Linked DNA regions of Mus musculus: region 1 is linked to region 2. Evidence: chromatin loops called from intact Hi-C (ENCODE). Cell type or tissue: left cerebral cortex. All regions are shown on one strand. Each heading gives the region's core, and the rest is flanking DNA. Links, peaks and the distances in the headings are about the cores only. Region 1 overlaps Denr (density-regulated protein). Region 2 overlaps Rsrc2 (arginine/serine-rich coiled-coil 2).

Region 1 (5,382 bases), core at 253-5,252, 190 kb before region 2:
GAGGCGCTAGGTCTGATTCAAAGCACCCACATGTCGGCTCCAAGTGTCTGTAACTCTAGTTCTAGTTCTAGAGAATCCAGCACCCTCTTGCACCAGGCAGACACATGGTGCACAGACATGCATGCAAGTGAAACACCCATACATATGAAACAAAACAAAAATGGGAAGAAATGCAAACCCCCGTTAGCACCTCTTTGGCATAGAGATATCTGGAAGCTGGGGATGCAGCTTCTCCAAAGCCACAAACACAAGCACACAGCACAACCGCTATTTCAGGATAAGACAGACTCCAGTTCATCACCTAAGCCGCTAGATTCTGAGGCTGAAAACAAAGAAACAAACTACATCTCAACTCACCAAAAGTTGCAAGGCCACACACTCTCGTCACGTATTTCTTCTTTGCTCTGGGAATTTTGGCTATCGTGACCTTCTGTGGTACTGTCTTCTTCTTCTGTTTTATTTGACCTCTTCCACCTTCATTAAGAAAGAACTCACATCAATTGCTTCCTTCTTCACAGTTATAAAACACTGCACAATGTTGAGTCTTCTGCTTCATTTTTAAGTTCTTTTCTAATACAAAATTACCCAGGCTACTTATCCAATAAACATTTACCAACTGGTGCCTACTATGTGCTGGGCACTGCACGAAGGACTTAGGGTGCAAAGATAAACAAGACACAGGTCCCATCCTGCAGACTCACAGTCTATTAAAATGAGAGGTGGTGGGGTGTTAAACCAGACATGGTGGTGCAGGCCTATAGTATCGCAGCACTCAGTTCAAGGCCAGCCTGGCTTATTCAGTAAGACCACTTAAGGGCCTATGGATTTGTTATCACCCCAGAACCTATGTGATACAAGGAAAAAACTGGCTCCTACAAATTGTCCTCTGACTCCACACATGTGTATCACCTCTACATACAGTAAACATATATACAGTTTTGGTTTTTATCAAGATAGGGTTTCTCTGTATAGTCCAGGCCTGTCATGGAACTCAGAAATCCACCTGCCTCTGTCTCCTGAGTGCTGGGATTAAAAGTGTGAGCCGACACCACCCAACACAATAAAAAATAAATAAATAAATAACAACAACAAACAGGAACTATTTCCTCAAAGAAGTGACTTCTAAGGTGAATGATAAAGGGGAGTACACAGGTGAAGACAAACGGCTGGACACATATATATAAGCAGTCCAAGAGAAAAAGACATTACATTTAGAGAGTGCACTGTCTTGCTGGAGAATGCTTATGGCTAGGTAGCACAGGATGTCAGAAGTCAGTAAGGAATGGGAGCCAAGCCCAGGCATCACTACATTGGGCAAAGCATAACCAGTGAAGAGAGAAAGAAGGAAAAGAAAGATTCATAGCTGTGAGGATCATGTCAGCTGCCGTGTGAAGGGTGGGTCCATGAGAGTAAGGTGGAAGGGGAGGCAATCACTGCTCCTGCACTCACTCCAGCAGAAACTCAGCAAAAAAGAAACCCAGTGTGGCCTCCGTAACAGCTGCTAGTCCCAGAGTAAAGTACAGGAGGGACAGAAAGGGCTGGTTTCAGGACTATTAAAGAGGGCAGAGCCCAGCACAGCTCTTGGGTTTCCAGATTAGATGACAGAATAATTGTGCTACCTTTGCCAAAAAGGGGGAAATAAAACGTCAATTCAGGACCAGTCAGTTTATCTTTGGAAGCGCGTCATGTGTGGTACCTGTGGGGACCAGGCACATTTCCAGATGCAGAGATACAGATTTAGGAACTATAGGAATACACTGGAGCAGAAGTTAGAGATATGACAGACACAGCCTGGGAGAATGAGCAGAATGAGGGCCTGGGAAGTCCTTTTTAAGGGACACCTGGAAGAAAAGAGGTTTACACAGACGAATGAGAGAAATTCACACTTCAGAAAGGTTCACGTGTTCTTTCTACTTAGCAAATACCAAGACACTGGTGACTTTTACCACAGTTTCAGTAAGGTTAAATAAAGTCAGGCTAAGACAGGATGGAACAGCAGTGAGTGACAGGGGTGGGGGTGGGAAGACAGTCCACCTAGTACAGAGGTCTGACTGAGGACACATGACAACAGTGAAGAAAAGGGAGCCATAGACTTGGCAGAGATCTCTCTTCAAGTAGCATGTAGAAGGCCTTAGGTCCAATGCCCAGCACCGAAGGGAAGCTAGGGGAGGGCAAATCTTTAAAATATGCTCAGCAGTTAAGCACACTTGATGCTCCTAAGATGAGCCCAGCTTTGGTTCCTGGGCCCACATGACTGCTAACAAGCCCCTGTAACTCCAGCTCCAGAGATAGGACTCCTACTGCCTATCTCCATGGGCAAAGCATGCTTACAGTGCATAGACATACAGACAAAGCACCCATACATATACAATTAAAATAAAACTAAATCGTGGGGAGAAAAAAAAAAAAAGAGCTGATTTTAGTCACAAAACAGCGAGGAAGAGGTGAACGGGATGGCGCTCCAGCATGAAGACTGTTTTAGAGAGGACAGAGCTTAGTGTAAGCAACACTTCAATACAAAGGAGCCTTCAGCAGAATGGCTGCATGTTAATGCACATAGGGCAAACACGCATGTATTTTGAGTAAGTCTTGTTTCTCCCTTGGAGGCAGGGTCTCTCTACAAACCCCCGGCTGTCCTGGAACTCACTGAGATCTGTCCACCTCCGTCTCCCAAGTGTTGAGATTAAAGGTGTCGCACCATGCCTAGCTAGTTTTGCTTTTTCTTTTTTTGAGTCAAGAGTCTCTATGTAGCTGAGGCTGCCCTTGAATTCCCAGCAGTCCTCTGGCCCCAGTCTCTCAAACACTAACATTTGGAGCACGAGCCACCATGCCCGCTCACGTCACCAAGCACATATGCCTCAGCTCACAGCCCTCTTCTCTCCACCTGCTTTCTATAAAGGGAGGGAACGTTTGCATAAACCACAACTGGGGTAGGCCTTACCTCTTTTTTGTTTTTTCTTCTCCTCCTCTTCCCCTACTGGTCCTTGGCCTTCAGTAATTCCAGTTTCTTGTTTGGGTGAATTTTCTGGATAGAATAATGAAGCGGAAGAGCATGAACATCATTTTATACTAATGTTTTTTAAAGAAGAAAGAAATCACCTGCTGAGGATGTGGCTGAGGCTTGAGTGCACAGAGCCCTGGGTTCTGGCCCTACTTTAATCCCAGCACTGAGGTGGAGGCAGGAGGATCGAAGTGCAAGGTTTGGATGTTTTGGCTTCCAGTTGTGCTGGCTGGCGGGTGTTTCCTTACCCCCAGTAAACACCATTCTACAACTGCTGATTGTATGCTTGAGATTTCTCTATTGCTATCAGATTTTTCCTTTTTTTTTTTTTTTTTTTTAAGACAGGGTTTCTCTGTGTAGCCCTGGCTGTCCTGGAACTCACTCTGTAGAGCAGGCTGGTCTCGAACTCAGAAATCCACCTGCTCCCAAGTGCTGGGGTTAAAGGCGTGTGCCACCAACGCCTGGCATTTTTCCTATTTTTTAAATTATTTAACTGACAGAAAAAAGAAACCTGATCAAAACCTCTAGACTGTCTAGACTGTATCATTTTGGAGGCTTGTCTCGGATTTTTTTTTGAGGACTATGAACAGAGGGATTTTACTAGTAAAATGCTGCCAATCAGCCTACAAGGTTCTAATGTTTCTGCCAGCTACAAAGTTATGCCTCATCTTATTAAACTAAACTTTTGCTAACCAAGATGTCAAATTTTTTTCCTCATTAACTTTGTATCTTAACGTTCCCCATGAGATTACAATCAAAGAAACTCAATGGCCAACATAAGCTTAAATTGTTTTTTTCTTGTTTGCTTTTTATGGTTTTTGAGACAAGGTTTCCCTGTGTAACCTTGCTTGTTTTGCAACTCAATGTAGATATGGCTGGCCTTAAACTCAGGGATCCACTGGCTTCTGCCTCCCAAAAGCCAGGATTAAAGGTGCTCCACCACGCCCAGTTTACTCCTTGAACTCTTAAAGCTGACAAATGGCTTCCTCCACAGTTACATCTCATGGTAGACAATGTTACAAATGTTACCACACTCATATGACAAGCTCCAAAGATACACACCATCCCCAAATGGGGATGCCCTAGATCACTGCCCCTGGTAAAGTTTTATTGTGGCACCTTACACAGACTCCTTCTGAGGCACTGGAACTGCTGCACACATCCTCCTCCCCAAGTCCCCTAAGAGCAGTTAGGGTGACCTCTGAGAGAATGGAAGGAGAAATTAGGAGATAGGCAGACTCTGTGGCAGCTGACCTTGTCTCAAAAATCTAAAAACAAAACACAAAACACCCCACAAGGCTCTGCCTCAGCCACTAAGGTAGGAGGATTATAGGACACATCACTATGCCCAGCTCACAAATTATGATTCTTTTTTAGCCATGTGGAAGGGAAGTAAAATACTCAGATCAAGAAAATTTCTAATGGGACTACAGAGGTGACTTAGCAAGTAAGGGCATTTGCTGTTCTAGCAGAGGAGCTAGGTTTGACTACCAGAACCTACATGGTGGCTCACAGTGATCTGTAGCTCCAGCTATAGGAAATCCTACACCCTTTTTGGCCTCCACAGGCACCAGGCATACATGTTTTGCACAGAAATACATGCAAGCAAAACATCTATATACATGAAATAAAAAATAAAATCTAAAAGTAATAAAAAAGCAAAAAAGGACGAGTAGTGGTGGCCTTTAATCCCAGCACTTGAGAGGCAGAGGCAGGTGGATTTCTGAGTTCGAGGCCAGCTTGGTCTACAGACTGAGTTCCAGGACAAACAAACAAATAAGGGAAACTTTCGTTTCTTTCTTCCATCCCTTCTCTCTCCCTCCCTCCCTCTCAACATTTTTCTTTCTTCCATCCTCTCTCTCTCTCTCTCTCTCTCTCTCTCTCTCTCTCTCCCCTCCCTCCCTCTCTCTCTCAACATTTATAAAGTTCTGGCCAGCCAGAGTTATGGTGAGATTGTCTCCAAAACAAAACAACCTGTATTGTTCAGATAGAAATAAAAATACAATATAAGCAACTTGTTATTACCATGGCAGCTGCAGGGATATAACAGAAAGGACTCAATCTAAATGTCAATGTTCATCAAAGAAAACTAGCCTTGCAGCCAACTGGGAAGGAATTACATTTAGCCAGAAGCATGGCGGCATGTTCTGTCCCCCATGATTTGGCACAAGAGTGGGAGCAGGAGGGTAAGGAGCTTGAGGCCAATCTTGATACACAGTGACTATATGCAGGGCTACATGAAGAAAAAGATGTTCGATTCACCTATCATTCAAAGTGCTTAATGATAAAGCTCACTTGCTGCTCCACAAACGAATCAGCAGCCACTCACAGTCCTCATCTTCCTCAGTGACTGCCAGTTAAGACAGCTAATCTCAGACCAT
Region 2 (5,363 bases), core at 364-5,363:
TATTTTGGGGTTTTTGGTTAACTGCTTTATATGGTATAGAATGGATTTTTCAGGAATTAGGAGGATCAAAAGGTCAAGGTCTGCCTGGGATATGTAGCAAGAACCTGTGCTATCTGAGCAATCATGAGTTTGTACACTTTAATTTCAGGCGCCATCGCAGTAGAAGCAGGGAAAGGAAGAAGTCTCGATCGAGGAGTAGGGATCGGAAAAAGTCTCGATCCAGAAGCAGAGACAGGAAGAAGTCAAGATCTAGAAGCAGGGATAGGAAACGAAGGATCAGAACTCGTTCCCGATCCAGATCCAGACACAGGCATAGGACTAGAAGCAGGAGCAGATCAAGGAGTCGAAGTCGGTAAGTGTTTATTATCCTGAATAAAGTATAGCAGACTTCTTACTGTTTAGCTTTTCTCAATTTGTATGCAACAATTTTATTTGCCGATTGACTTAATATATACTTTAATAAATCACTGCATCATCATAAAGAGAAATGTAGGGCCTAGTTGTTGTCTCAGTGAGCGTGCTTTACTATACTTTGTCTAAGGATTCTGTGCCTTGAGCGACAAAGAAAAGTGCTATACATATCCTTACACATGCATATGAAGATACAGGTAACCTAAAGTCATTATGGGGTTTGGCTGTTTTTTTTTTTTCTTTTTTAATCACAAGAGCTGATTTTGATGATTTTATGCTATATATACTATAAACGCTGTGCATGTCAGACCTTTTGGATTTTGGATTTTTGTTTTTTGGGTGTTTTTGGGGTGGGTTTTGTTTTGTTTTTGTTTTTCGAGACAGGGTTTCTCTGTGTAGCCCTAGCTGACCTGGAACTCACTCTGTAGACCAGGCCAGCCTGGTCAGAATTCAGAACTCAGAATTCCGCCTGCCTCTGCCTCCTAAGTGCTGGCATTAAAGGTGTGCACCACCACACTTGGCGGATTTTGTCTTTCTAATTTACCTATTTGATTTTTTTTTTAATGTTTTTGAGTGGTTTTGCTTGAGTGTATGTGTGCTGTTGCTGCATGCATAGTATCTGAGGTCAGAAGAGGACTTGGAACTAAAGTTATAGGTGGTTGTGAACCTCTGTATTGATGCAGTGAGTTGAATCTAGGTTCTCTTCTCTCTGCTTCGTCATCTCTAGCCACTGGGTGAGGGTGTCTCTGTGCACTTGTACATGCATGTACATGCTCTTCTACTGATGAAAACCTGAAACTTGCCATGTCAGCCAGCCTGGCTGGAAGTTCTTGAGATTCCCAAATGCTAGGGTTACAGCCATGTCCAGCTTTTTTCATAAGCTGTGGGGATTTAACATCAGGTTCTCTTGCTTTCACAGCAAGCATTGCTTCACGCTGAGCCAGCTTCTTTCTTTTTCTTTCCTTTCTTTTTTTTTTGGGGGGGGTCGTTATTCTTTTTTAGATTGTAGTGTGTGTTATGGTCAAGCTAAGAGTCTCACTGTCTTCTTTGGCTGGCCAAAAATGCCAAGCTATCCTCTAATCCCTGTGATTGCTGGGATTAGAATTTTGGGGGTTGTATTTGGATAAAGGGTCTCCATGTAGTTCTTACTCCTTCCGGTTCTATGGCGCTCTGTATAGACAAGGCTGGTCTTCAGCTCTAAGACTTCCTCCTGCCTCTACCTACCAAGATCTGCAATTTTTCTTAAGCTTATTAATATTTTTTTCTTTAAAGATTTGTTTATTTTATATGTGTGAGACCACTGTGGTTGTCTTCAGACACAACACAAGGAGGGATCATACTCCATTACAGATGGTTGTGATCAACCATGTGGGTGCTGGGAATCAGGACCTCTAGAGGAGCAGTCAGTGCTCTTAACCACTGAGCCATCTCTCCAGTCCCTTGTTTGTTTATGAGATTATTTTATTTGCATTTCTGTCCTACTTTTCCACCCTCCAATATACCCCTCCCTGCTCTCCTTCAAATTCATGGCTATATTTTTCATTAGTTGTTGCTAAGTACATATATATAATTCTATATACATATAAATATAGTCTGTTGTAACTTATTTTCAGGCAATTAGTTTAAGAGGCAAGAAGGAAGTCCAATACAATATGACTTGATAGCCTACTTTGAGAATCTAACACTCAGTAGTTTATTTTATGCATATTTAAACATAGCATTTTACTGGTGACAAGTAACTCAATCCAGTGCCTACTAAATAAGTTGAAACTCTTGTGTAGTACAAGTGACATCTTCCATGAAGATGGGTTCTATAGATGCAACTAAGGGTATTTGGAAGGATAGTGCTGTAGATTGACAGAGATAGACTCAAGGTAAGGGTCTGGAGGAACTGGTGGCATGACCGTCCATACAGGTAGCCCAGAGATCACCAGGCTATTAATTTGAACCACATCCATTTCCTGCCTTTTGGACAGAAAACATGTTATACATCTGTGTTTGACTTTACTGGCTTCCTTCCTGCACAAGAACCTGTTTGCCTTATACAAGTTGAAGCCAGCAGAGGACGCTTAAATACCTTTTATCTGGGGTTACAGGCAGTTGTTAGGCACCCAGCCTGAACTTCAGTTTTTTTTGGGGGGGGGGGGTAAGGGGATTTGTTGTTTTGTTTTTTTGTTTTGTTTTCAAGAAAGGGTTTCTCTGTACAGTCCTGGCTGTCCTGGAACTCACTCTGTAGACTAGGCTGGCCTTGAACTCAGAAATCCACCTGCCTCTGCCTCCCAAGAGCTGAGATCAAAGGTGTGCGCCACCACGCCTGGCTGCTGAACTTCAGTCTTAATAACAGCAAGTACTCTTACCATCTGAGCCCAACTCAAACCCACTGGATGAGTTTTTTTCTATTGCATTTTTCTAATCTAGTGATTAATAACTATTATCTGAGATGTTAATAACTCAGCTTAAAATAGGAATATTTAAGTCCTCATTGTGTACATACAAACATACAGAATGAACAGTGTTTGAACTAATCTTTGCATCACTAAGTATACAGTTAGAAAGTTGGAAATAGCCAGTGTGATTCCAGCTATAGCATGGGTGTTGTTAACTGGCCATGTGTATGAGAAATTTAGAATTACTTTATAAAGGATGTATTGATTGTTGGGGATAGAGATGATTCAGAGGTTACAAGCACTGGCTGCTCTTATTCCGTTCACAGCACTCATGGCTTCTTACAACATCTACTATTTATTTTAGAGATAGAAAGAAGAGAATTGAAAAACCAAGAAGATTTAGCAGAAGCCTAAGCCGGACACCTAGTCCACCTCCCTTCAGAGGCAGAAACACAGCAATGGACGCTCAAGAAGCACTAGCTAGGAGGTACGTATCTTTTCCCATGTAATTCTTTTTTTTTTTCTTTTTCAACTTTAAGTAGCTGGTCAATTGTATAGACAAGCTTTTAACCCAGAATAATCATACCTTCCTCTAAAAAATTCCTAACCATAAATGCTTTTGTACACTTATGATACAGAACTATCTGAGTAGGTTTTTAGTTGGTGATTTTGCCGGTTTTTAATTTGCACATTCAAGAAGACTGACATTTTTGCCTTTGGGGTTACCTGATTTTTTTTTTTTTTAAATCATATATTTAGGCTTTTAATGTCTTTGTTTGAATTTGAGGACTTTGAGTTAGAAATATGGCTCAAGGACCTCTTGTCTCTTCCCTTTTCTCTTAAGACAAAATACCTAACACTGAGATTTTTGTCACCAGTTTTTAGATTTAGTAGGTACATATCATTAGCCACTTTATTATCTTGTAGTGTAGGAAGGATGTTGCATTTCCAAAGTTTATGAGTGCCAGGTGGTTGTTTGGCCACATTAGAGCAAGTCGATAACTGAAATATGCAGGAGCCAAAGAGCGAAGAACATGTTTGCAATTTTTTGCATATTCTGAAAATTATACTTTTTGGATTTGGGGTTTTTCTTTTTCTTTTTTTCTTACAAAATTGAGTTTGTATTTTTTTTTCATTATAAAAATACAGTTCTCACAGTGTAACCTGATGTGCTGCTGCCCTGTGAAGCCAGCCTGGCAGAAACTCCACTGAACAGCAGCAAAGGTGTGAGCTCACCCCTTCTTCATCCATTCACCTTAGTGAATGGACTTGGTTCCGACCTGCAATGGCCCTACAAGCGCAACCAATAGTTGTCTTGTTTGGAGCGACGGAGTTGTGGAAATCTAATTTATAATGATTTGTTTATTAACTGACAGTATTTTCCAAGCATTGAAATTTTCTATTTCTTACATATATCTGTTACATTTTCTTTTTTAACTGTTACTAAGGTAAAGTTATAGACTGTTGTATATGTTGGTATTCATCGTTAATTCTTGCATTAAGAGGCAGGAGAATCAATTCAGGGTCATTCTTGACTATATCAATACTTTGAGGACAGCGTTAGGCCTATGTAAGACCAAAAAGAAAAAATACAAAGTTGTTACTACTATTAAGCCATTTGATATAGATTATCAGTGATGTTAGTATCACAAGGAGATAGGAAACCCCTCTAAAAGAAATGTGTGAAGTGTTAGTCCATGCCTTCAGTCCCAGTACTTAGGAGGCAGAAGTCCATAAACGTCTTGAGTACATCTTGTATCCAGCCTGGGCTACATAGAGAATTCTAAGATATCAGGGGCTATCTGCTGAGAGACCCTGACTCCAAAACAAAACAAAGAAACATGTAAATATGTTTCTTTTGTTTGGTTTTAAGTGTCAGAATTTAAAGCAGTTTTGAAAATAAATGATCTGTGACCTATTTTACTAATTAACATAATTAGAAACTTGCTCTCAAAGATTATCTTATGTGCTTAATAAAGGAAAAAAGGATAATAGGTTATGACATATCTTGTGTAATTTAAGTACTTGTTAAAGCAAGTATCTGCTGATAGCTCACTGTGGCACACATCTCTAACCCTAGCATTTGGCTGATATCATCATAAATATAAGGTCATTCTAGCTATCTGAGTTTGAGGCCATGTGAGATAGATACCTTCTAGAAAAGAGAAAAATTGAAAATACCTGTTAACTGTCACTATAATGCACATGTGTCACAAAACAAAAAAATAACCTTTTCCTCCATCCTGCCTGGTTTGGACCACATTAATGAAAGATAACATTTGAAAGGGGTTTCTCATTCAAGGAATACTCTGCTGTATAAGAAATGAATCTGAACAAACATGGTAATTTAGTGTAAAGTATAATTTCTTTTGTTTTATATTGACATTTATATTCTATGTTACCAGTTATTTTCTTAGTCATAGATTTCCTAATTTGGTTTGTCTTCTTTATTAGATTGTGATGAAAGGTTTTTGCATGTCATCTTCTAAATTAAAGATTATTGTGATCCCTTCTTTGAATATAAAGTAGATGAATTGGTTTTACCCAGGGTAAAATTCTTTCCCA

Evidence for each region. Hi-C counts contacts between places; a loop is a spot of excess contacts. Peaks named below come from ENCODE experiments on the same cell type or tissue, not always from the same donor. Only the 100,000 strongest peaks of a DNase experiment are listed, where the experiment ranks them.
Region 1: it touches region 2 in a loop (2.6-fold over the local background); 1 of 42 quality-filtered maps calls a loop at or near these places.

What each region holds. Positions count from the first base shown.
Region 1 is chr5:123,919,823-123,925,204 of GRCm38, reverse strand. It overlaps Denr (density-regulated protein), which reads right to left. Exons shown (of 8, transcript NM_026603.4): 5 at 2,942-3,025; 6 at 358-474. Among named protein-coding and RNA genes, the nearest start is that of Ccdc62, 8.2 kb to the left of the region's middle. In left cerebral cortex, for the core only: no CTCF peak of the experiment used is centred there; a DNase peak (open chromatin) is centred at 2,841; H3K27ac peaks cover 358 bases.
Region 2 is chr5:123,734,481-123,739,843 of GRCm38, reverse strand. Rsrc2 (arginine/serine-rich coiled-coil 2) reads left to right here. Exons shown (of 10, transcript NM_001005525.2): 5 at 149-352; 6 at 3,163-3,285. Among named protein-coding and RNA genes, the nearest start is that of Rsrc2, 12 kb to the left of the region's middle. In left cerebral cortex, for the core only: no CTCF peak of the experiment used is centred there; no DNase peak of the experiment used is centred there.